Regions from separate parts of the Mus musculus genome. Here all the other regions are linked to region 1. The links are chromatin loops, found by intact Hi-C in ENCODE. Cell type or tissue: gastrocnemius. All regions are shown on one strand. Each heading gives the region's core, and the rest is flanking DNA. Links, peaks and the distances in the headings are about the cores only.

Evidence for each region. Peaks named below come from ENCODE experiments on the same cell type or tissue, not always from the same donor. Only the 100,000 strongest peaks of a DNase experiment are listed, where the experiment ranks them.
Region 2: it touches region 1 in a loop (2.6-fold over the local background); 7 of 42 quality-filtered maps call a loop at or near these places.
Region 3: it touches region 1 in a loop (2.6-fold over the local background); 14 of 42 quality-filtered maps call a loop at or near these places.
Region 4: it touches region 1 in a loop (13-fold over the local background); 25 of 42 quality-filtered maps call a loop at or near these places.

What each region holds. Positions count from the first base shown.
Region 1 is chr17:4,904,533-4,910,317 of GRCm38, reverse strand. Gm34507 (predicted gene, 34507) reads right to left here and starts at 1,996. Exons shown (of 3, transcript NR_166049.1): 1 at 1,647-1,996. In gastrocnemius, for the core only: CTCF peaks have their summits at 2,553 and 2,752; DNase peaks (open chromatin) are centred at 2,055, 2,745, 3,015, 3,650 and 1 more place; H3K4me3 peaks cover 2,198 bases; H3K27ac peaks cover 3,628 bases.
Region 2 is chr17:4,971,688-4,977,472 of GRCm38, reverse strand. No RefSeq gene overlaps it. Among named protein-coding and RNA genes, the nearest start is that of Gm41517, 6.4 kb to the right of the region's middle. In gastrocnemius, for the core only: no CTCF peak of the experiment used is centred there; DNase peaks (open chromatin) are centred at 1,333 and 2,522; H3K4me3 peaks cover 355 bases; H3K27ac peaks cover 1,250 bases.
Region 3 is chr17:4,778,953-4,784,737 of GRCm38, reverse strand. No RefSeq gene overlaps it. Among named protein-coding and RNA genes, the nearest start is that of Gm34371, 13 kb to the left of the region's middle. In gastrocnemius, for the core only: no CTCF peak of the experiment used is centred there; a DNase peak (open chromatin) is centred at 2,895; H3K27ac peaks cover 248 bases.
Region 4 is chr17:4,991,504-4,997,288 of GRCm38, reverse strand. Arid1b (AT rich interactive domain 1B (SWI-like)) reads right to left here and starts at 2,215. Exons shown (of 20, transcript NM_001085355.1): 1 at 797-2,215. The coding sequence starts at 2,194. In gastrocnemius, for the core only: a CTCF peak has its summit at 921 (motif pointing left); DNase peaks (open chromatin) are centred at 1,967, 2,303, 2,625, 2,979 and 2 more places; H3K4me3 peaks cover 3,825 bases; H3K27ac peaks cover 4,274 bases.

The DNA of each region.
Region 1 (5,785 bases), core at 299-5,298:
GAGCTTGCCAAGTAGGCTAGGTTAGCTGGCCAGGGTGCCTCAGGGATCCTCGTCTCCATCTCCTCCGTGATGGAATTAGAAGCAAACACTACCACACCCGATATTTTTATCTGGGTTCTGGGAATTGAACTCAGTTGCTTGTATTTGCAGAATAAGAATTTTGCTAATAGCCACTTCTCAGGCTCTGCAGTGCAGCTTAAGATTATTTATTTATATTTTATGTATATGAGTATTTTGCCTTCATATATGTAGGTGCAGCATGTGTGTGCCTGGTGCTGAGTCCCTGAAGCTGGAGTTACAGACAATTGTGAGGTGACTTGCGGGTGCTGGGAACCAAGCTAAGCCCTCTACAAAAGCAACGGGTGCTCTTAAATGCTGAGCCATCCCTCCAGCCCTGAACTATAATTTTAATGACTGACTACATATTCCCTTGCTTTCCATTTTGTGACCCTGCCACCATTTATTTAAAATTCCTGAAGGTAGGCATTTATCTTGTCTCCAGTGAGTTTCATCTCTTAACAGAGATGACTAATACCTTTCCCTGTTTCTAAATCCACTCATGTCTTCACCAGTGAGAAAGATCCTAATGGTCAAAGATATTTAATGAAAACATCGGTTCCACACTTGTCTCTCTCCTCCTTTTCCAGGGAGAACCTCATTGTGCTATTTAGTGTCTCCCCAACTCCCAACCCAGAATTTTCTTGGCATTTTTCATTTCGTGTAAATTTTCTGAAATTCCCATAAACTGCCTACAGCCTTCTTTGCTTGCTTTCTTTTTTTCCCATGGTTTCTGTTAGTCCATATTCTCTATTGTATTACATACAGAGATGTAAATGTGTAATACAATATTACTTAGCCCTATTCCGTTCCTATCACACATTGATAGGAAACTCAACGTGGAATGGCTTTTCCTGTCATCTGTGGCTGGTCTCCACCGTGCTGCTCAACAGACCAACCTTTCACAAAGCCCAGCCTATCTCCCTTACTCAGTTCAAGTGAACAGATCTTTCTGCTAGCTTCTCAGGACTTCATTCTTGCTACCATACACTCATCCAGAAAAAAGTACTCCGTGCTTAATGGTGAACACCGAAGGGCCTAGGGCAGATACCAAAATAATAAACCTTGGTACTCATACTCTGGGATCCTCCGCAGCCATTTTGGAGATGGTTAGAAACACAAGCACATACTTAAATTATTTCAGAGCAGTGATCGGGGATATAGTTCAGTTGGCGGAGAGTTGCAGTTGCTTAGCACGCAGGGGGCTCTGGGTTCCAGTCCCACCATCTCAAAAATAACAAAACAAACCAAAAAAGACAGCAGCACATACAAGGTGTCAAATGAAAACCTGACGTCTTATTTTATACATGTTTTCACTTGGGAAAGTCAGTACTTTTTCTGAAAGAAAGGTGAGTGGGATTCTGCCCAGCTGCTGGGGTGAACCCCAAACTTCTACCCCGAGCCACGCCCCCAGCCTCTGGGCCATGCTGATGACCGCCCGGCTGAGTCCCCCTAACACACCCTAAGCTGATGAAGACACCCAGGTCTGAGGAGTCACGGGGACTGAGTGGACCTCAGGCGCGATCCAACCCCACTCGCTGCCCACGTTTCCCCGAGTCCGGTCTAGTTTTTACATCTTCCTCTCTCACTGAAATAGATACGCAGCCGCCTCCAGATTTAGAACAGGAGCGATGACTACTTCACGAAAGCCTGGAAAATATGACTTTTCCAGAGACGGTTCAGGTCGCTCATACATCTTCAGGTCCTGGCAACCGCAGACATGGCTTTGCCCTCGGCCGAGCCTTTGCCTCCGGGGCCCCGCCTGGGAACTCGGCAGCTTCTCCAGCCTGGTGGAGGACGCCGGAGCGGGGCCTTTAAGCCACGCCGTGTGATCCCCACCCCCTTCCAGACCGGGTTTTGCCGCCCGCCCGCCGCGTTCCCGGAGCCGAGACAGGCGTCGCGGAGGCCTCGGCGGCCAGGGGTGGCGGCGGTGGTGTGCGTGAGGGCCGCACCGCGCACGCGCGCCGGAGGGGTCGCGGGCTCCTTGCTCCCCCGGCTCGGTCAGGCCGGAACCCTCGCGCGGCCGCCCCGCCCGGAGCCGCCCGGAGCCGCCCGCGCCCGGACTCGCGACGGCCGGGCGGGGCCTGTTTCCTCGGCCCCATGTCCTCGGGCTCGCAGCCGGGAAGGAACATTCCTGGCTCTCCCCGCCCCGCTGCGCCCGTTCCCGCTCCTCCCCCGCCGCGTGTTTTCCGCCCCAGTAAAGATCGTGCCACACAAATAAGCCTCGGATGCCCTTTGCCGAGCGGGCCATTTTCAGGGCGCGTCTCCGGAGCCGCTAAAAGTCTTGTTTTCTCCCCAAAGTGGAAGGTGTGGGGGGGCGGGGGTGGCTGGGGCCGCTTCCAACTGCTCCGCACGCTCGAATAGTTGTCAGTAAAATCAAACTGACGTCAGCCGGGGGCGGGGGGGGGGGAAGATAAGTCTCTTTTGTTCTCATGTTCTCCCCCCTCCCCTCCCTTGCCATCAAAGGCAAAAAAATAAAATAAATAAATAAATAAAAATAAAATAAAAATTAAAAATAAAAAATTTTTTTCTTTTTGGAGGGTGGAGGGAAAGACCAAAAAAAAAAAAAAAAAAAAAAAAAAAGCGGCGGGGGGGGGGGGGGAATGCCGTGCAAAAAGATAGCTTCCATTAGAGCTTCTGCCCGGGCGAGGGGAATGTTTAATGAATGCATCAAGTCTTTTGATCACCCTCGCTCGGCTGGGTTCAGTAGTGCCGGAAGGTTAGTTGCATATCCTGTGGCTGATCTGAAATTCGATCAGCAGAGAGGGTCAAAGAAAAGAAAAGCATTTTAATGGGAATCAATAGAGGAGCATAGGTCTTGGAAGGAAATACGTGTTGATTAAAAATGCCACAAGATTTAAAAAAAAATGTTCAAGACCCGTTTAGAGAAAACGAGAAAAAGGAAAAGCAAGGGAGGGAGAGAGGGAAGAGAGGACAGGGAGAGGAGGGGGGTGGGGGAGACCCTTAGCAATCTATTTTCTGTGTGTGCTGCTGCCAGAGAGGCAGTCGGCAGACCAACAGTTTGTGTAATGCTTCAAGCTACAGCGGGCAAATTTAAAGCTGTATGCTCAGAACAACATAATAAATACTTATTGAAAATGCATTTCTATTTCTAAGCGGGGCTCACTCATGCATTATACAAAACACCCAGGGCTGCAGTAGCAGTCACAAGGGGACGAATAAGGTATACTGTGACTCGAGTCCTTAAAACTAAACTATGGGGCTTATAACAGTTGAGAGCAGAAATAAACAAACAAAAATTTTCCCTTAAGTCGAAAACTAACAGCTTTGAACAAAACCAAAGGCTTAAAATGGAAACTTTGAAGAAGTTGTAATTTTAAAAATATCTTAAAACTGTGAGGGTAAGGAGAAGGGAATGGTAGTAGATAGCATATTGATTGCCTTACAGAGTGGAAAATTATTGCCCTGTAGGTAGGGCAAGTGGTCAGCAATGTATGTATACAACAGTTGAAGGGTTTATGGCTCCACCTACTACAGAGAAAAAGGAAAAACAGCTTTCTAAAGCCACGCTCACACCCACCCACACATAGACTCTCTCACTCCTGCCTGCCTGGTCTGTTGGAAGAGAATCAATAGTATTTAAATTTTTACATGTTCAACAAAGACAATCCCTTCCTCATGGAGAGAGCAGCCCAGGAACGTGTGCTGGGGCTTTTCCTTCAGAAGAGTTTCAGCCGCTCCTTACTGGGCTCCTGGGGGCCAGGCCTCACTCTTCACCCACAGCTTTCTTATGCTGAGGGCTTTTTATTTTATTTTTTTCTATCTCTATAAAGAATATACAAAGGGATCAAGAAGCATTTTCAGTGTAATTTCCCTTGGATATTCCCAATAAAATTGTTTATTCAGCATCTCCCCATACTAAAATCCTTATGTCCCAGTCTCTTATGCAGCATGGTTAATATTTTCATATAGTCTTTGAATGTGACCGTGCTTTTCATAACTGTTTGATGTGTGGCCCATGATAACTGAGAATGTAGCACAACACATTTGTAGATGACAATGTCATGTGACAATGTCAAAAGGTTGGATACTCTGCTTTAAATCATCTCCAGTTTATATACCTAACACATCCTAAATGTCATACTATGCTGTACTGTTTAGTCTGTATAGCAGGGTGTGTTGGCATACAGTGAGGTGAGGTTAAGGAAGGGCTTGCAAATCTGAGGTGAGCTTGAGTTATATAGCAAGGTCACATCTAAAAGGGAAAGAAAAGGAAAGAAAAAAATGGAAGAGGAAAAGAAAAGAGAAAAAAAACAGAAGAAAAAAAAAGATTGTTTATGGATGGATTGACTCCATCATAGAAGCTATAGATATAGGAACCAAAGTGTTGACTGCCTTTAATTTAATTTGATGGATGGAGGGCCCATCAAAATTAAAAATTGTTGTTTACCACACACAACTTTAATTTTTTAAAACCTTATTTTTAGTGATGGTTCTTAAATGCTTTACTCCCCCCCCTCCCCCCTTTAGCCCACCACCCACCAGAGGTAGTAGAAAAGAAAGGATTTGGGGTAAGTGGTCCTGTTAAGAAAGGTTCTTTGGAGCAACTCCTGTTTGTGTTTTCTGGAAGTCACAGGTTAGCAGCAACAGCAGCTTGATCCACTCACAAACACCTCACAGATACTCCAGGAGTCCAGTTTAGTAGAGTCAGGATAGCAAACAGGAATCAGCAGCGGTGGCAGGACCTAGCAAACAGAGTTAGGCCTCAGCCTCAACAAGAGTCAGTAGGAGGGACCGACAGGAACACCAGGAGAAGCTCTGGTTGCTCTGCTTTCTCAGAGAAGCAAAGATCAGCAAAGACTTGGGACCCATAAGTGTTGCACAGCTAGCTGTACCAGCAAGCCACGCTCTGCCTCTGTTACTCTGTGGAGTCCTATTTATACCCTCCAAACATCACGTGTCCTCCATGTGCCTTGCCTCAGAACGTCTTGCTTCAGCACGTGCATCCAATCAGTCTGAGTCCATGGAAGCAGCAAGAAACTGCAGTACACCACCAGAACCAATACATGTATGTTGTTAGTAAAGAAACCTTCATCACGTGTCCTTTTATATGCTTGTTTTAGCAGAACATCCTCTCTCCAGTGTCTGCTTCAGTGAAATGTTCCTTCATGAGTCTGCCTTAGTCTCTCACACCCATGTCCATGTTCCTTCATGTGTTTGCCCCAGCAAAACATCATCTAACTGACTTTCCAACAACCCTTAAAATTTCCTCTTCAGCCATACTTCATACCTTAAGATCTTTTTGTTGTCTTTCAAAACAGGGTCTTGTGTAGCTCAGGCTGATCCTGACCTCACTATGTAGCCAAGGCTGGTTGATATCGGCAATCTCCTATTTCTAGCTTTCAAGCACTAGGATTGATTTCAGGCTCATACCACAGAGTTATATAATAAGATGCTTTAAAAAAATCCTTTTTGTTTTTTTTTTGGTTTTTTTTTTTTTTTTTTTTTTTTGAGACAGGGTTTCTCTGTATAGTCCTGGCTGTCCTGGAATTCACTTTGTAGACCAGGCTGGCCTCGAACTCAGAAATCCACCTGCCTCTGCCTCTCGAGTGCTGGGATTAAAGGCGTGTGCCACCACGCCCGGCTAAAAAAATTTCTTAGCAACTCTTTTAGCATTTCTTTTTGTTTGTGTGTCTTTGTACTATGTGTGTGTACATGCACGATGGTTGTATTTATGTGTTTGTGTGTGATAATGTTTACGTACCAC
Region 2 (5,785 bases), core at 310-5,309, 67 kb before region 1:
TTAAACTCTAGAGAAGACAGCCTGTTCCAAAAGGCACTCAGCAGAAATGCTCAGAGCAGCACTATAGCTCCCGGGAAAGAGCTAGAAGCTGATCAATGTCCACTGACAGAACAGTAAAAGACAGGTGGTGGAATACTATTTAGCAACGAGTATGAATAAATTATAGCCATGCCCAACAACATAAGGGAAACTCAGGATTGCAATCTGGGTGGCAGCAGCAGCAAGCAGAAAACATACACAGCATCTACGAAATGATGCATCAGCTAACACCACACATAGCAAGGCTGCTGTGTGAGACCTCCGTAGAGTCAAAGCCACAATAACCAGCGATGGTGGATACAGGATGATGTGAAGACTGGGAGTTAAAAGTAATGATTCACAAGCTTCACCATCTTCTTCCATGTGATGTGAGGATGCTGGTGCAGAAATAATGTGCTTCGGGCTCTTCTGTTGTTCTTTTGTCCATTTTTCTTCCCCTCCCTCTCCCCCACCACCTCTCTTTTAAGATAGGATCTTATGTAGGATCAGCCCAAAGGCTGGTCTCAAACATGCCACGTAGTGAAGGATTGTAGAGAGGCTCTCTTACAAGCATCACCTGCCAATAAATAAAGCTTACAGCCAATGAGCTGAGGCAGGAAATAGGAGGTGGAACATCCAGCAGGGATACAGAGAATTCTGGGATAGACGAACATGGGAGGTTTTTGGGGTTGCCAAGGAGATGGATGTAAGAAGATAAGGAGAGGGAACCAGCCATGTAGCTGAATCTAGCTTAGAATTAGAGGATAATAAGTTGAGAGTTAGTTGGAGAGTAAGCCAAAGCTTATGGCATACACATTTATCAGTAAACAATTATCGAGTCTTTATTTCTGGGAGTTAAGCGGTTGGGAAGAAAAACTCGATTTTACTTATACCTCTGGCTGACTGAAATTCACTCTGTGGACCACGATAGCCTCAGATTCATGGAGATCTCCTCCCTCTCTCTTCCTTGGCCCTGAACTTTTGCCTGCACCTCCCTGATTACAGGTGTGCCTTGCCATGTCTGGATCTTTATTATTCTTTATAACTTTGATAATTTAAAAAAGATATTATTTTCTGAGGCCAGGGAGATGGCTCAGTTAGTAAAGCCATGCCTGGAAAACCTAAGGATTCAAGTTGTGTATCCTCAGGACCCACGTGCAAAGGCTTGGTGTGGCATCCTGGGTTTTAATATCAGCCCTGGAGAGAGGGAGGCAGGAGGCAGGCAGACCCCTCAGCTCACAGGCCGGCCAGCCTAGCTCACACAGAGAGTTCCAGGACAGTGAGATACTTTGCCTCAAAACCAAAACTGAACACAGAAAAGGGAAGAATCACAAAGATCTGGGATGGCTCGGTCAGTTAAATGCTTCTTCTGGAAGTGTGAAGACCTGCATGAAGCCCACCACTGTAGGAAAAGCCCAGGTACCCAAGGCCTGGAATCTAGGGCTGGGCGGCCAAGCGGGCGGGGGTGGGGTGGGGTGGCTGTCGAGACAAAACAAGCAAACAGAAGTAACAGAAGTTTGTCAGACAAGCAAGCAAAAAGAAACAGAACAAAAAGAGGGCTACAACTGTTGTGTAGTCTAAAGTAGCAGTAGCTTCCTAAAGTAATAATCCAGGCACACTCCAATAGAAGTCAGGCACAAAGGCTAGGCTCATTTAGCATACAAATAGGCACTATAACAAACACTAACTTCAATTACAGTTAAATGTTATAAAATCTCACAAAACTCAATAATGTAACTTTATTTTTAATTAATTAATTAATTAAGAGTAAGAGTCAGGGTCTCGCTCTGTACTCCTCACTTTCCTAGAACTCATTATAAGTGCCAAACGGTGGGAGGCAGAGGCAGGCGGATTTCTAAGTTCGAGGCCAGCCTGGTCTACAGAGTGAGTTCCAGGACAGCCAGGACTACACAGAGAAACCCTGTCTCGAAAAAACAAACAAACAAACAAAAGACCAAACTGGTCTCGAACACACAGAGATCCACCTGCCTCTGCCTCTTCAGTGCCAGGATTAAAGACATGTACCACTGTGCCTGGCCTAATTTTTATTTTTTATTTTAATTAGAGTTAACAAGCCTCCCTGTAGTTCATGGTACTCCTTACACTTTTTAGGCACATGCTCTTTGAAACCACCACCCTTACTATGACCACGGCTTTAAAATAGAAGAACTAAGCTAGAAAGACAGGTCAGCCTTTTAAATAAACAGTTTTTTTCTAATATGGTTAAACTGTTTTATTTTTTTGGTGGTGGTGGTGGTGGGGGGAGATTGTTGTTGTTGTTGTTGTTGTTGTTGTATCAGCTATGTTTGAGAAAAGTTTATTTTAGCTTCTCAACTCATTACTGCTGATGGCGCTGAGTCCACAGATCGCTCCAGTCTTTTGAAGTCACCGTCACAGCAAGCCAGTCAGGCCAACTGCATTTTTTTTTTTTTTAAACCACACCCCGTGTTTCACTCAGACCTACCTTGCCAGGGCTGTTCTTGGCAGCGGGGTGTGCCAAGGGAGCTATGTAGCCAAGTCACATGGCTCTTGAGCTGGGAGTGGAGCCACAAATTGGCTGGACTCTCCTCCTGGGGATAACATTCATGTTCCACAGAGTCCGCAGAAAGCAGAGTGTCGCTGGGACACTGGGACCCAGTACCTAAAGCCCCTCTGAAGCTGTTGCTTCCTCCGGAGCCTGGGCTGATCCACGCGAGTTGGAAGATCCGATTCCAAATGATAGCTCTGAGATCAAAAGAGGATAAACAAGATCGTGAAAATAATCATTAGTGGGTCCGGCTGCATCCCACTGGTGAGGAAGGAACGGAGCGACTTCCTTGTGTTCCAGCCATGCTTATGGCTCCCCACACACATGTGCACACGCACCTGCACACATACAAAAGTGAGTGTAATTTAAAGATTAAAAAAAGGCAAATAGAAAACATAAACTAAGATGCTGGAAATAAATACAAAATTAGCAGTTGTAACAAATGCAAACGAGCCCATCTGCTTCAAAATAGAGATCACCTGAACTGCGATAGAGCCATTTCATGAACCTTCACATCTGCAGGAGAAAGAACTATGGGAAATAAAAGCCAGATAAATACTAAGCTGGTAAAGGTGGTGGCATATCAATTATGTTTAATATACTTTAGGCACCAACATTCAGCCTAAGAGGGTCATCATTAAATTAAAAAGAAAGAAAGAAAGAAAGAAAAAAGAGTGGCTGCATAATCTTGAGCACCTGAAATCAGTCTCTGAGAGCCATGAATAGAAGGAAAGAGCCAGTTCCCATAAGCCGTCCTCTGCCCTCTGTGCAGCGTTATTGCACGGACATCCCTACACATACACATACACACACACACACGCGCACACGCACATGCACACACACATGCACACATATGCACACACACACTAATGGTAATGTTAATAATAATTATTATAACAACCGCTAAGAAATTATAACAATCCTGAATTTGCATGTACCCAACATTGTCTCAAAAATAACAGAGGCAGGTAGACTCAAATAAATCATCCAGTCCCCGAAGTGCTGGGCATTTTACACATCACCCACGGCCTATTTTATATCATAATGCAGTGTGGCCAGAAATTCAAATACTAAAAAGATATTTTAGAAAGACTATCATTTTGGAAACTAACATTGGCACTTCACGGTGACAGGAGGGCTAGAGAAATGGCTCAGTGGGTAAAGAGCTTGCTGTGCAAGAGGGACGACCAGAGTTCAAATCCCTAGTACCCACATAAAAGCTGGGTGGGCATGGTGGCCATCTGCTATCCCAGCATGCTGAAGTTGAATCTGGAGATAGGAATCCCTGGAGTGAGTGGGCTAGCACAGGGCTAACTGAACCTGGAGCTTCAGGTTGAGCAAGAGACCTTGCCTCTATGCAGGGTAGAAAGTGATCAAGGAAGATTTCTGATTGCCATCAGCACTGGGTCTCACAAACACAGGCAATGGACCTACACAAGCCTGTGCACACATGCAAACATGCCTAGGTTTACACACACACACAAAAAGAAAAAAAAAGATTACCATAAGATTTTTTTTTGTTTTGTTTTTTGTTTGTTTTGTTTTGTTTTCTGAGACAGGGTTTCTCTGTATAGCCCTGGCTGTCCTGGAACTCACTTTGTAGACCAGGCTGGCCTCGAACTCAGAAATCCGCCTGCCTCTGCCTCCCAGGTGCTGGGATTAAAGGCGTGCGCCACCACCACCGGGCACCATTAAACACTTGAGTAGATGATTAAACAGGAGATGGGAGTCGACATTACAAAGCACTTTCACGAACGGCTTCTGCTATTGAAAACACCCTGCATCTTTTGTGTTAATAACTGTAGAGTCCCACGGCTGTTCTTATAATTCTATAAGTGTTTCATTGTGTCCAAGCACCACAATTTGTTCATTGAACTATCCATGAATGAACATGTTGGTTATGCGACAGAGACCATGCTGTCCCTTTATGTCCTTTCTCTTCAATTTTTAAAAATTATCTTATGTTTTGCACGTATGTACATCTGTGCACTACTTGCATGCCTGGTAAGAAGGCAGGAGACCCTTTGGGAACTGGAATCAGGAAACTGGATTTATTGTGGGTGCTGGGAATTGAACCTGGGTCTTCTGGAAGAGCTGCAAGTACTCTTAGTCACCGAGCCTATTATCATCTTTGAAAATGGGTCTGGAACCAAATTGTCCCTTAAAACATTCATGCTTGCCGCCAATAAGCAGAAAAGTTGGGAGTAGGCAGGAAGCAAATAGTCTGGCTAAGGAACTGGTATGATATTTTGTAGGATATTATACACCGTATGCCCAAGCATTATGTTACATTAAAATAACTTTGTTTGCATGTAAACATCTATTTTTGCAAGCCTCCATGACAGCTTGCAAAGAGGGAGACATTCCCCAGGTACTCCTCTCCTGCATGGATTGGGAGCTGGATTGGAGGCCTGATTGATGGGACTCAATGATTAATGCAGCAGGCGCCCTCCTTTCCCCTCCAACTCAGAAAGCGCTGTTTAAGCCCTCGGGATACATAAGTGCCTCATTTCTTAAGAAACTCTAGTGAGATACAGGGAAGGCAAGGCTTCACGAAGCAATTAGGAGGAGGGCAGTTTAATCCATCCTCCTCTGATTGAAAAGCAGCTTCAACCGAGGTACTGCCTGTGAAAATAAACTTTAATCTGCAAAAGAGTGTGCAGGAGAATTTGATCAAACAGGGAAAGAAGAGGGATAAATTAAAATAGCTATTAAGCACTCAGTTTCTGCCCTTCTGGTTTGTTTTCCTTTCTGCATATCGAGTCCAATAGCAGAAAATGCAGAAATCAGTGTATTTCAGATACTTTCTTAGTCTGCCTAAGCCATGCTCGACAGTGTGACTATTTCCACTTTTCTCAGTGTATAACCGACGTGAAATGAGGTGAAGTCCTTCTGGTCTATGTTCTTCTCTTTAGAATTAGGGGAGTCTTTTAGAACTGGAATCCTGGTAGGAGAAAGCTTCAGGGTATGGGCTGGGGCCAGTGAGATGCTTCTTGCGACTGAGGCTGCTCAGCTCAAGGCCAGGAGCCACATGGTGGGAGAGAGTTGACACCTAGGAGTTGTCCTTCGGCCCCCATTTGTACCACCACTCCAGAAAACACAAATAAGTGTGATTTTAAAAAGAAAGGGGGGTGGGCACAATCATGTTTTCTTCCATTCTCTGCCTTCGCCGTTCTATCACCAATGGCTACAGCAGGAGGCAAGTGAAATGAGAAAGTACTGCATATAATTATGACTTTT
Region 3 (5,785 bases), core at 540-5,539, 130 kb after region 1:
GAGCTATGCCCAGCCAATCATTTCAATCACTGTTTCTCTTTGGGGCTCTCTGTATGCTGTATGTGCCCAACTACTATACCATCCCAGTGGTACTGTCCTGATGGGTGGACAGTCGCCCGGACAACATCAGGGATGTCCTTTCTCGTCACTCATTCTGAGTCTTCATGGATGGGAGGGAACAGAAATTGCTGTATACTATAGGGGCCAATCAGGCAGCTACAAACACTTGGCACCTTCACAGGAATTTCACAGCATTCTGGAGTCTGGCAGGCTGAGGTCAAAGTGTTGGCAGGGTTGCTTTTAGTCCTTTGCTTGTAGATAGACTGTGTCCTCACGTGGCCTCTTTTCTGTGTGTCTGTGTTACAACCTTTTCTTATAACAGCTTTGGCCACATGTACAGGATTAGAGCCCACCCTGGGGGCCTCGTCTTAATTTTCTTCTAAAGGCCCTCTCTTTTTAAGGGCTCACATTCCAAGGTATCAGTGATTGGGACTTCCAACAAGAGCATGGGGCAGGCTAATAGGATAGGGGTGGAGACACAACTTAGCCTGTGACATCAGTAAAATGAAATGGCCCAACTGCCAAGGGGAAGAGAAGACAGTTGAAGACGCATGCTGCCTTGGTAGTGCAGGCTGCAAACCTGCTTAGTGGTACCCTCCCTGCCATGATGCTCCTGTTGGACCTAATTTTCATCCAAATCTTCTGTTTCCTTGACCTTTGACCCATTTCATCTTCACTAACCAACACTGGCCTCTTACAGGCTATCCTTTTTTTTCCTGTTTGGACCCCTGGAAAAGGAGGTGTGTGTGTGTGTGTGTATGTGTGTGTGTGTGTGTGTGTGTAGAGGCCAGACAACAATGTTGGGTCTAATTCCTCAGGTGCCATCCACTTTGTTTCTGAGATGAAATCTCTCACTGGTCTGGAACTCAGGGAGTCGGCTAGCCTGGCTGCCTACTAAGCCCCAGGTAGCCTCTTCTCTCTACCTCCCCAGGGTTGAGGTTATACACTGCCACTGTGCCTAGCTCTTTTGTGGGTTCTAGGGGTACTGAACTTGCTGCTGTATTAAGGCACATGGCTGAGCTGTCATGGTAGTCTGAAAAAATGATCTTGTTGGCAATGAAATTCCAGTTCAAGTTGTAATCCTTTCAGTTTAAGGCCTAAAGCAGACCATCCCTCCTTCACACCGATGCAGCCTTGGTGCCATCTGTGTCTTGGAAGGGGCTGGGGTTAAGAATATGGGCCTGGAGGGGGGACTGTAGGGCTCAAGTCTTGAGAGTACCAAGAGCTGCTCTGAGGACGAGCTTGGGAGATTTCAGTGTTTCTGTGAGAAGCCCCCTTCTCCCCTACAAACTTGTGCCATGCTGTAATCTCATTCTGCAGGCTGAATGAACTTAATTGTGACCCGAATGGAAACGAGGGTCCCATTTCCTCTCTGTGCTCCCCTACTTACTGAACGAAGCTGACATGCGGCATTTAAAAAGGATACGCTGGGCTGTGGTGTCTGGGATGGCGGTTGCTGGGATGGAAGAGGTGGCAAAGTGAAGAATGGACATTGCCAGTGAGAGGGAGCAACTGGGTGGGGGGCATAGCTAAAGAACGTGGGGAGACAGATGGCCTCTGACCCTTTCAGGCCTTTACTTGGGGCTTATATCTTCTCTTCATTTCTTGCCCCTTCAAGGAAAATGCTTTGCAAATCAGAAGGTCAAGACTCTTCCAGGTGGAGAACCCTTTGGAATGGGCAGAAGTCCACTTAGTCATTCTAATGCTCCCTGGTCCCAGCAAGCCTCCAGATGTTCCCAAATGTCCCATGCCCTCTGCGCCCAGACCACCTACCACGGGAATATGGAATGGTTTCACCTCTCTCCAGAGACAGAGGTGGCCTGATATAGAAGAGAGGTATCCAGTCAACTGTAACCTGGTTACTGTCTTCTGTTAAATGCAAGCATCTCATCAGGGGGCCCGGCACATTACCAGTTGAACAATTAACAGTTACTCTGTTTTCATACCCCTCTTTCAAGGTGTTTAGTCTTTCCCCTTTGGTTCACAAAGTGTACTGAAGACCTACTATGAGTCAGTACACGTGCTAGCTCTTGGACCCAAGGATTACCAAGTATTCTTTGAGACTTTGAGAGTGCATTGTTAGCCTGGGGGAATAGGCATTAAATAAGCAAGCAAACCAAACCAAATCTAAAAAACAAACCCAAATCAAAACAAAACAAACCCACAAAACCAAAAAATCAAAAACCAAACAGAAACAAAAACCCCACACCACCACCACCACCACCACCAACCCCCCCAAGTATGACAAACATTATAAGGACGGCAGGGATAGCAATCAAATGTCCAAGCAAATTGCAAGCTACAACCCCAGTGTACTCTGCAGAGAACAGGCGGGTGCCAGGTTGGCTAAGGGGTCAGGGGTTCTTTGCTTATCGGAGCTGCTCTTCTGCTGAAGTCTAACGTGGTCACTGACTTAACAGAAGCCCGTGGCTGAAGAGCTGAGCAGATTCCTCACGTGGTGAGGCAAGGCTATGTAAGGTGCTGAAAGTAGGCTTGGGTATCAGCGTATGGAGCTTGGATTTTGCTCTACAAGTAGCAAGCAACCTCATGAGATAGTTAGCAGTCATACACAGCAACACTGTGTAACAAACAGGAGGGAGAACAAAAAAATCTCAGGGCTTCCCAGGGACAGATGACTGTTTTTATCTCATGTCCCAGCTCCCTCTATGTCATCTGCAGTCACAGGCCTTAGGGCTTCACTGTGGGACTTAGCTGAGGGCATCCCTCAAATCTGGGACATGCCTTTCTCATATCAGAGGCCAAAGAGCCCCAGATGATCCTGATTGCTGTCTTTGATCACAGTCACGGAGCCAAGGCCCAGCCTCTGTGAGGGGACAGCAGGTCTCCATGAGCTTGAGTAAGCAAGGGACAAGGAGTCAGGATTAGGGCCAAGAGAAAGAGGCTTAAAGGAGAGCAGGCATTTCAGGCACCTGTGGGGAGTGCGGAGATGCACTGATGTGGGTGGAAGGGCCAGGAGTGAGCTCAGAGGCCTTCAGGCAGGTGATGATCCCTGGCTGAAGAGATAAAGGAGGAGGTGGAGAAAAGAGAGTCAGTATTTCAAAGGTGAAATAGAGAACTATCTCTGTCCACGTGGGCTAGGTCTGAGCACGCTCAGTTTGAGATTCCTTGGCCCCACCCATGTAGGGATGTCATATCTGGCCTCGTTCAGTTCTACATACCAGAAAACAGCTATATAGCCCAAATCTCAGCTTATTCCAAAATCTAAGTCCAGCAAGCCCTAGATATAACTTGATTACCACCACCACTAATATTTTTTCTCTACCTGTGCCCTCAACTTCCTTCAGAATGTGATCTAAGAGCTATCCTGAGAGTAACAGTGGGCATTAGCTCTGAGAGTTCGTTTCCCAACTCTTAGGGTACAGAGATATTGAAAGCCAACACTGTTCACGGGGAACACCTCTTCCCAAGTCTTCTCAGGTTAAGAGAAAACGAGAGAAAACGTCCTTGTCGCCTTCCACCCCGAGTCTATTGGTTCCCCAGACCAAGGCCCAACACAAACAGCTCTAGTTTGTTCTGAAACTGGCAAATATGGCCCAGGATGGGGAGCAGCTGTAATTGCAAAAAGCTCTTGGCCCACTGAGACAGGCTTTAATCCTTTTTTAGGCACACAGCATTCTTTGAGTATGGCTTTATTTTCTATAAATTATTATCATGCAAGGGCACTCAGTGTTTAGAATATAAAACAAGATGGACCCAGGCTTCCTGCTGTGTTCCCCACAGTGGTTCCAGGGTAAGGATAGTTTCTGCAAACACTCCGTGTGTTTGTAAAACACATTATGGCTAGAGTCTTGACTGCTCCCTTCCTTCCCCAGGTAATATCCCCAACCCACAGTTAAAGTTACTGGAACAAGGGACAAGACCTCTTGGAACGTCAGATGTCTCAGCAGCAATGAGGCAAGCGTGGAGATGTTTGGTCTTAACATGTTACTAAGAATGTAGGTGATTGATAGTCCACCTGAATGATATCTCACAAATAATTCTCTCAGAGCATACCAGAAAACAGCTATATAGCCCAAATCTCAGCTTATTCCAACATCTATAGATATAACTTGATTACCCCCACCACTAATATTTTTTAGTGTGTGTGTGTGTGTGTGTGTGTGTGTGTGTGTGTGTGTATGTGTAGGTTTGCATACTTTTGGAGATCAGAGGTCAGACACAGTGTGGTTTCTCAGGGGCTCTTCACCTTGAGTTTTTTCAGACAGGTTCTTTCACAGGCCTGGAACTCAGTGATTAAGCAGGCAAATTGGCCACTGAACTCCAGGGACCCCCCCCCCCTCGCAAGGTGGCTGTCCTAGCCACCCCCCACCCCAGTGCTATGTTTACAAGGGTGTACCACTCTGCCTGGCTTTTTAATGTAGATGCTGGGTCTTGAACTTGGAACAACTTCATGTTTGTAACTTTACCAACCCCCTCCCTAGCCCCCCAGTTATTTTTTGGATGTGAATTCCAGGGGGCTGTATCCTCTTGTCATTTCTCAAACCACTTGTCATTTCTCAAACCATCTGTCTGGAGAGCACAAAGGAAGTGTTTGCTGAGCAGAGCAAAGGTAGTTCCCCCTGTGGCTGGAAGACTACATCCCTCTACAGCTTCCACCCGTGGGAGGGGAAAATATTGAACGTGGAGTGATTTAGCCAGGCTGTGGCAAACGTGGGCTCTGAGGTCACAGAACAAGGGCAGGAGTCCTGGCTGGGGCATCTCAGCTGAGTGTCTTTAAAACCTGATTCCCTCACGGAGCAGATGCAAAACAAAAGAATACAACGTATAAGAAGCTTTTAGAGAGTGTCAGATCGTCTCAGTAACACTAACAGGATAGGGCCATGAGCGAACCCCAAGTCCTTCCAGCTGACCTTTGTTAGAAACCATGGTCCTCTGTGAATATCCATTGCAGAGAACTTTGAAGGAAATACAGCCATGGTATTTTTCTTTGAGTGCCCAGGCTTGAGTCCTGTGGTCCAATTAGAACCCCTGGGCAAAGTGAGATATAGAGACCAAAGGATGTTGGCTTGTCTGGTCTATGTAAGAACCTTGGAAAGGGTCTGTATAGTTCTCCAAGTCGCACACACCCTAGCTGGCTCTTCCAGGTTTGGTTTATGCCCTAGTTTGAGTCTCAGGTTTGGGGATCACAAGGTGCTTGGCCGGGAGGGGTGGATTAGATGTTCTGCCGAGAAAGGTGCACCTGTCTATGTCAGTGTTTGAAGGAGTGTTAGCCAAGGACCCCACACAAGGCAGGGGAGGGGGCTGTGGCTGTGAACAGGAAGATCTGACTGTGACTCCTTGCCCTGTGTTGTGTGGGAAAGCCTAGACTCTTCAACTGAAAGGCAAGGGCCAGGGCGGCCTCTCCGATTTGCTTTCTGCATTCTTCTGGCTACCAGAAAGAATGTGCTAGAAGAGTACTCACCCACGGAAGGAATGAAGTTCTGACATCTTGCTACAGCGTGACTGCACCTTGAAAAACAGCTTTAATAAATGATGACGTCACTCACCAAAGGGGCAGGTACGGTACTGTTGTACTTCTGGGAGGTTAGGGTAGACATGCTGGGACAGAGGGAGACGGAGGTCACCGGGAGCATTTTCTGGCTTCCCGGTTTCAGCGTGAGATGAGAGTGAAGTTCTGGAGATGGGTGGTGGTTAATGGTTGCACAGACTTAACACCACTGGGGTTAAAATGAGGCATATTATGCTACATCCACTGTAAGATGCA
Region 4 (5,785 bases), core at 203-5,202, 87 kb before region 1:
CCTAACAACGCTGTTGGACTTGGGAGACAGCAAAATCAAGAAAATCCACTCAAATACGATCCACAACGACCCATTTTCTCTGGCCTACTACCTTACTAGGTTTGCTGAATAAAAAAGGAAAACCTAACCCATGATCAAAATAAGTTCCATCGATCCGGAATCTATTCCTTCAACATCGCCTCCCGGTTGAAGGTGACTCCTTCCAAGGAGCCCTTAGCCCCATAATGGATCTCTCCCCAGCTATTCTTAGGAACGAATCGATGTTATTTTACAATATTTCGCCTCCGCCCGTTGTAAATCTGGGTCTTATTCTTGCTGGTAAACATCCAAACTCCACCAGCCACGGCTGTCACAAAGCTAACCTCGGTTTTTGGGTTTTTTTTTTTTTTTTTTTTTGGTTTTTTTTTTCCCCCTGCCTCCTCCTCGCAAGGGGAATGGGAAACCGACCGAGGCCCGAAGAGAGAAAGTTCCTCTCTCCCCGCGCCCACTCAGGGCACACCGTGGGCGCCGGCGGAGTCAAGCCGGGCCCCGGAGCCCGCTGCCCCGAGAGCCCTCCCCGGGCGGGCGCGGCCTGGGGCACCGAGGTCCCGTCCCGGGCCTGGCACGGGAGCGCAGCGCGCAGCAAGGGCGCGGGACACCCCGGCTCCCCAGCCCCGCCAGCTCCGGCCCCGGCCCGGCGGCGCCGCGCCCCCGCCACCCCCGCCAACCGCCGGGAAAAGTACCCGGCGAAGAAAGAAAGTCGGGCTCGCGGCGCGAGGCCCGGGCGGAAGCAGGCCCGGCCGGGCGCGGGGGTTACCTGGGATCTGCCCATGGTCGGTCCGGGGGTGCCGGGGCTCATCGCCGGGTGACTCCTTTGTTGCGCGGCCGCCCAGGCCGGGCTGGCAGCGGCGTACTGGGCGCCTAGGTCCTTGCCCAAGCCCATGCCCGCGGCCGCCTGCTGGCCACCCGCCGCCGCCCCCGCCGCCGCCTGGGACTGGGGCTGCGACGGCGGCGGCGGCGCGCTGGAGCTGCTGTAGTCGGGGTAGCTACCGCCGTAGCTCCTCATCATGGGGCTGGGTGAGGTGAGCAGCTGGTTGAGGGTCGGTGTAGCCCCCGACGGGTGCTGGTTCTGGCCGGCGAAGCGCTGGAAGCCCCCCGCCGCCGCCGCCGCGCCGGCGGCCGCCTTGCTGAGGCTCGCGGCCCCGCCGCCCCCGGGGCCCATCATCATGCCGCCGCCCTGCTGCCGCGGGGAGCTCAGCACCCCGTACCCCGAGGACGAGCTCCCATAGCCGCCGCCACCGCCTCCTCCTGCTGCTGCTGCTGCTGCCGCCGCCGCCGCGGCCGCCGCCGCCACAGCTCCGGCTCCTGCTGCCGCTGCCGCTGCTCCTCCTGCTCCTCCTGCTCCTCCTCCTCCTCCACCTCCTCCGCTGCCTCCTCCTCCTCCGCCGCCGCCGCCGCCGCCGCCCGCGCCGGGCCGGCTGTAGCCCGGATAATGGTTGTACTGGCTGTTGGGGTACCCTTCGTGGGAGTTCTGCAGGGGGTCCATGCTGCTGGGGGCCCCGGCGGCGGCAGAGGCGGAGTGCATCATCCCCATCCCGGGGCTTTGTTGTCCGCCATGTTGATCAAAGCAAGGCCCAGCGCGGCCGCCGGGGCCGCCGCTAGCAGGGGCAGCGCTGCCATAGTAATTATTAAACTCCGAGACGGCCGCTGGGCCGCCGCCGCCCCCGGGCACGGCGACCGGCGCGGGCTGCTGCTGCGCGCCCAGGCCCGGGTGCTCATAGCGGCTGCCCGCCGGCTCCCCCATCTTGGGCGGCGCGTCGTCCTCGTCGCCCGGTTTGCTCAGCAGAGGCTGGCCCTGCGGGTCAGCCTGATTGCCCGCGACACTGTCCTTGGCGCCTCCATGTTGCGGCTGCTCCATGTCCGGGCCGGGCTGAGGCGCGCCGCCGCCCGCACCGCCCAGGCTGTTGTTGGCAGTGGGATGCTGCTGCTGCGGCGGTGGCGGCGGCTGCTGCTGCTGTGGCTGCGGCGGCTGCGGCTGCTGGAACTGGTTTAGCTGCTGCTGTAGTGCGTGGTGGTGGTGGAGGTGGTGGAGGTGGTGGGCATGGTGGTGGTGGTGGTGGTGGGCATGGTGGTGGTGGTGCTGCTGATGGGGCGGTGCAGCGGGGGCCTCGCCAACGGCTTTCAGTTTGTGGTTGGGGAGCAGCCCGGTCTCCATGGTCGAGCCGGGGCCCGCCGAGGAGGAAGAGGCCGCGACGGCGGCGGAGGAGGACAGCGCGGCGGCGCTTCCACCCTCCTTGAGAGCCGCCTCGGAGCGGCCGCTCTGCGCGCTGTTGGAGCTGGCGGCCGCCGCGGCGCTCGCGCTATGGGCCATGTTCAGGTCGTGACGGGGGTGCAGGGGGTGGTGGTGCACATTATTCAGGCCGCCGTCGCCGCCCCCCAGGATGGGGCCCGGAGCCGCCACCGCGCCGCGCGCGCCCGTCTCCAGGTCCCGGGCCCCGGGCGCCGGCCGCGGCCCCGAGGGCGCCCGCCGCTCGCCGCTGCCCGCCCGCGCCCGCGCCGCCGCTGCTGCCCGCGCGGCCATGATCGCCGCGGCGTGGCGCGGCCGGGCGGGGTGGGGGGAGACAATGTCCCCACTCGCAGCCGGCCGCCCCTCCTGCGCGCATCCACGCGGCCCGCGGGGAAGCGCGGTGCCCTCCCCACCCCACCCCCCGCAGCCCCGGGCCGCCCGCCGGGGGCGCGCCTTTGCGCTCGGGGGCTCGCGCCCGCTACGGCCTGAACGGGCGGAAAGTTTTTTAGTTCCGCTTGCAATGAAACTTTTCTCTCTCCCTCCCTCACTCTCGCTCGCTCTCTCTCTCTCTCTTTTTCCCCCCTCTCTAACCCGGATATGGGGGGGGGGGGGAAATGCACGACTTGCCTGAGCCTAATCGGGCCCAGCGCGGCGTGAGGGAGCCGAGCGAGCCGGAGCAACTATTATCCGCTTCTCTCCGAGGGCTGCTGCGCACTCGCAAAACGCGGACTGGACTCGGCCCCGGGCGCCGCCGCTGAGCGCACGTTCGCCCGCCAGCTCGCCCCGCTCACCCGGCTGGTCTCGCCCGGCCTGGCGCGGAGGGCCCGGCCCGGGGGAGCGAGGGGAGGGGGGGGGGAACCGGCTGCCGGCGCTCGGGGCCCGAAGCTGCTCGGTCCCCTCGTGCCTCCGGTCTCCCTGCCAACCCGCGCGCGGCCCTGTGTTTGTTTTCACGTCTAAAGGGAGCGGTACGAAGGTGGAAAACGAGTCTGAAGAGCAGACAAAAGAGGGAGAAGGGGCTGGGAAGCAAAGTTGTCTGTTGGGCCTCAGAGGTGGCGAGGAGCCGGTGGAGAAGAGAAACACTCAGGCAGGCCGGGCAAAAGCACTCGGTCTCTCTCAGGAGTTATGTAATTTTTCACAACCTTGGCCTCTGCGCCTGAATTTCAGGCCATCGGCTTAATTCCCACAACTTCATCCAACTGAGAAATTATGAAAGACTTAAGTGAAGGTTAAGCAGCAAAGACTGCTGTGCCGTGTACACAGCAGGCACTCAATAATTGCTTATGATTCACCACTCCGATCTAAGGTGGTGTTTATATAACTCTTTTTAAAGGCACCGGAAGTAGGTATGAAAACTCCTAGCGTTCCCCATGGAGTATTTTTCTTATAATGCGTTTGGGTGTCCTCGAGTGTGTAGTGTTAGCTCCACACAGCATTCAGGGGACGTTTAACCATTGGTGCAAAACCAGTGCCGGCTAAGGTTTATCTTGGGTCTTCATAAATCTAAGGACGACTTTCATCATATTTCAGAGGTTAATGTGTGCAATTAACCCTCTTGATATGAGTTCACTTCTAAGTAATGGGAAACAAAACCAAATAGATGTATTTAATAAACATAAAATCAATAATAATGCAAACAGTCTAATCCCAAAGCAGAAATATGCAGTACTTGCCCAGTTTTTAAAAGGTGCCTATTGTTTTAGCAGAATAATGTTTTACACATTATTATCATGGAGTAACTAATCTCTGACTGCCTCTGGTATCCAGACTTCTTTACCTAAGCAACAGCTCAGTTATGCTAGAGTGGACTGATTTGTGTGAGAGAACGCATTTGAAACCAAAGCTTCCCAGAGGTCAGGCTGAAGGAATATGCTAGATTCCGGTGCACTGTACTTTTCCAAAATCATTCTTTAGCCGCTTGAAAAAACTATTTTAGCTTATGTCAATTGCCTTGGTTGTGTGCTAGGCCAAGTGTAAATATTTTACATGGCTAAACAGAAAATTCTAGATATTGAGTGGGCTGTAGTAATGACTAAATGGAGAGAAGAGAAGCAGGTATATATACCCCAGGGTCACTGTAGAGTATAGGGACAGTCCATGACCCTATAGAAACAGCTGGGGAGCAGGGAATATATCCATGTGTGTGACGGAGTGACAGCCATAGGCGAGTGTATGACAAGTCATTCCTCAGGTTTTGCCAAACACTACATCTTCTTTTTGTTTTTTAATACTTTTTATTAGGTATTTTCCTCATTTACATTTCCAATGCTATCCCAAAAGTCCCCCATACCCTCCCACCCACTCCCCTACCCACCCACTCCCACTTTTTGGCCCTGGCGTTCCCCTGTACTGGGGCATATAAAGTTTGCAAGTCCAATGGGCCTCTCTTTCCAGTGATGGCCGACTAGGCCATCTTTTGATACATATGCAGCTAGAGTCAAGAGCTCCGGGGTACTGGTTAGTTCATAATGTTCTACCTATAGGGTTGCAGATCCCTTTAGCTCCTTGGGTACTTACTACGTCTTCTTTTAACCGTGCCTTTTTGACATTTCCCCCCTCGAGCTTCTCTTTCTATATTTGAATATGTACTAATTAGGGGCTATACCACATTTTGGATTTTTAAAGTTTTTCATACACAAATAGAAATATATGCCTGTTTTGTGTATATGTCTATCGACATATTCTAAAATCAATCACATATTTATGCTTTTAGACATTTACAGCCAAACTAAATATATACATAGAATCATAAAAGTGCATGTTTTTTTTCAAACAAGTAGAATATATCAAAGTCAATTTAGACAAGCCATATGTTGTGACTTATTTTCACAACCGTGCCTAAAAGAGAAAATGAGTCACCAAGTTCAGTTCTGGCCTATTTCTTAGAAATATTTTCTTTTTCATGTCAAAACCATGAAAGTAAAAGAAAGAACGAGAGAGAGAGAATTATGTGAGTAAAATCTCATTTAACCTCAAGTCAACTAAAAGAGTGGAACCAAGAGGCAATAAAATAGAGGCACCCAGCACCAGGAAATCAACCTGCTATAAAGGGCCACACATGCCACTTTTCCTCCCCAGTGGCAGATGCCACACCCTAAAAGCAGACAGAAGGCACAGCAGCCTGCAGGAGTACAGGAGCACAAAGCACACAGGACTTGGTTGGGTAGTCGGGGTCTGTCATAAAATAATGAAGCAAGCTCACGACTCAGCAAAGCAGCCTCCGCCCCGGCGTGTTTCCTTGGCCTGAACTGTCCTACATGGCAGCTCAGCCTTGCGTCTTTCCCTGTGGTAGAGCGATAGGAACCGCCGCCTTGGGTTCGCCTTAATGAGTTCCTTAATCTTACACCTCTTGTGCCTAAATTTCAAACCCTAATGACACTTGTGTTTCTGCTGTCACCACAAAGAAGCCTTGGTTGGGGGGGTGTGCTGCTGGTGGCCTTGGCCATGCTGTGGTCCCCAGCCAACCTCCCACCCACGGGGTTCTCCTCAACCCTTCATGTGTAGCCAGAGGATTACCCATTA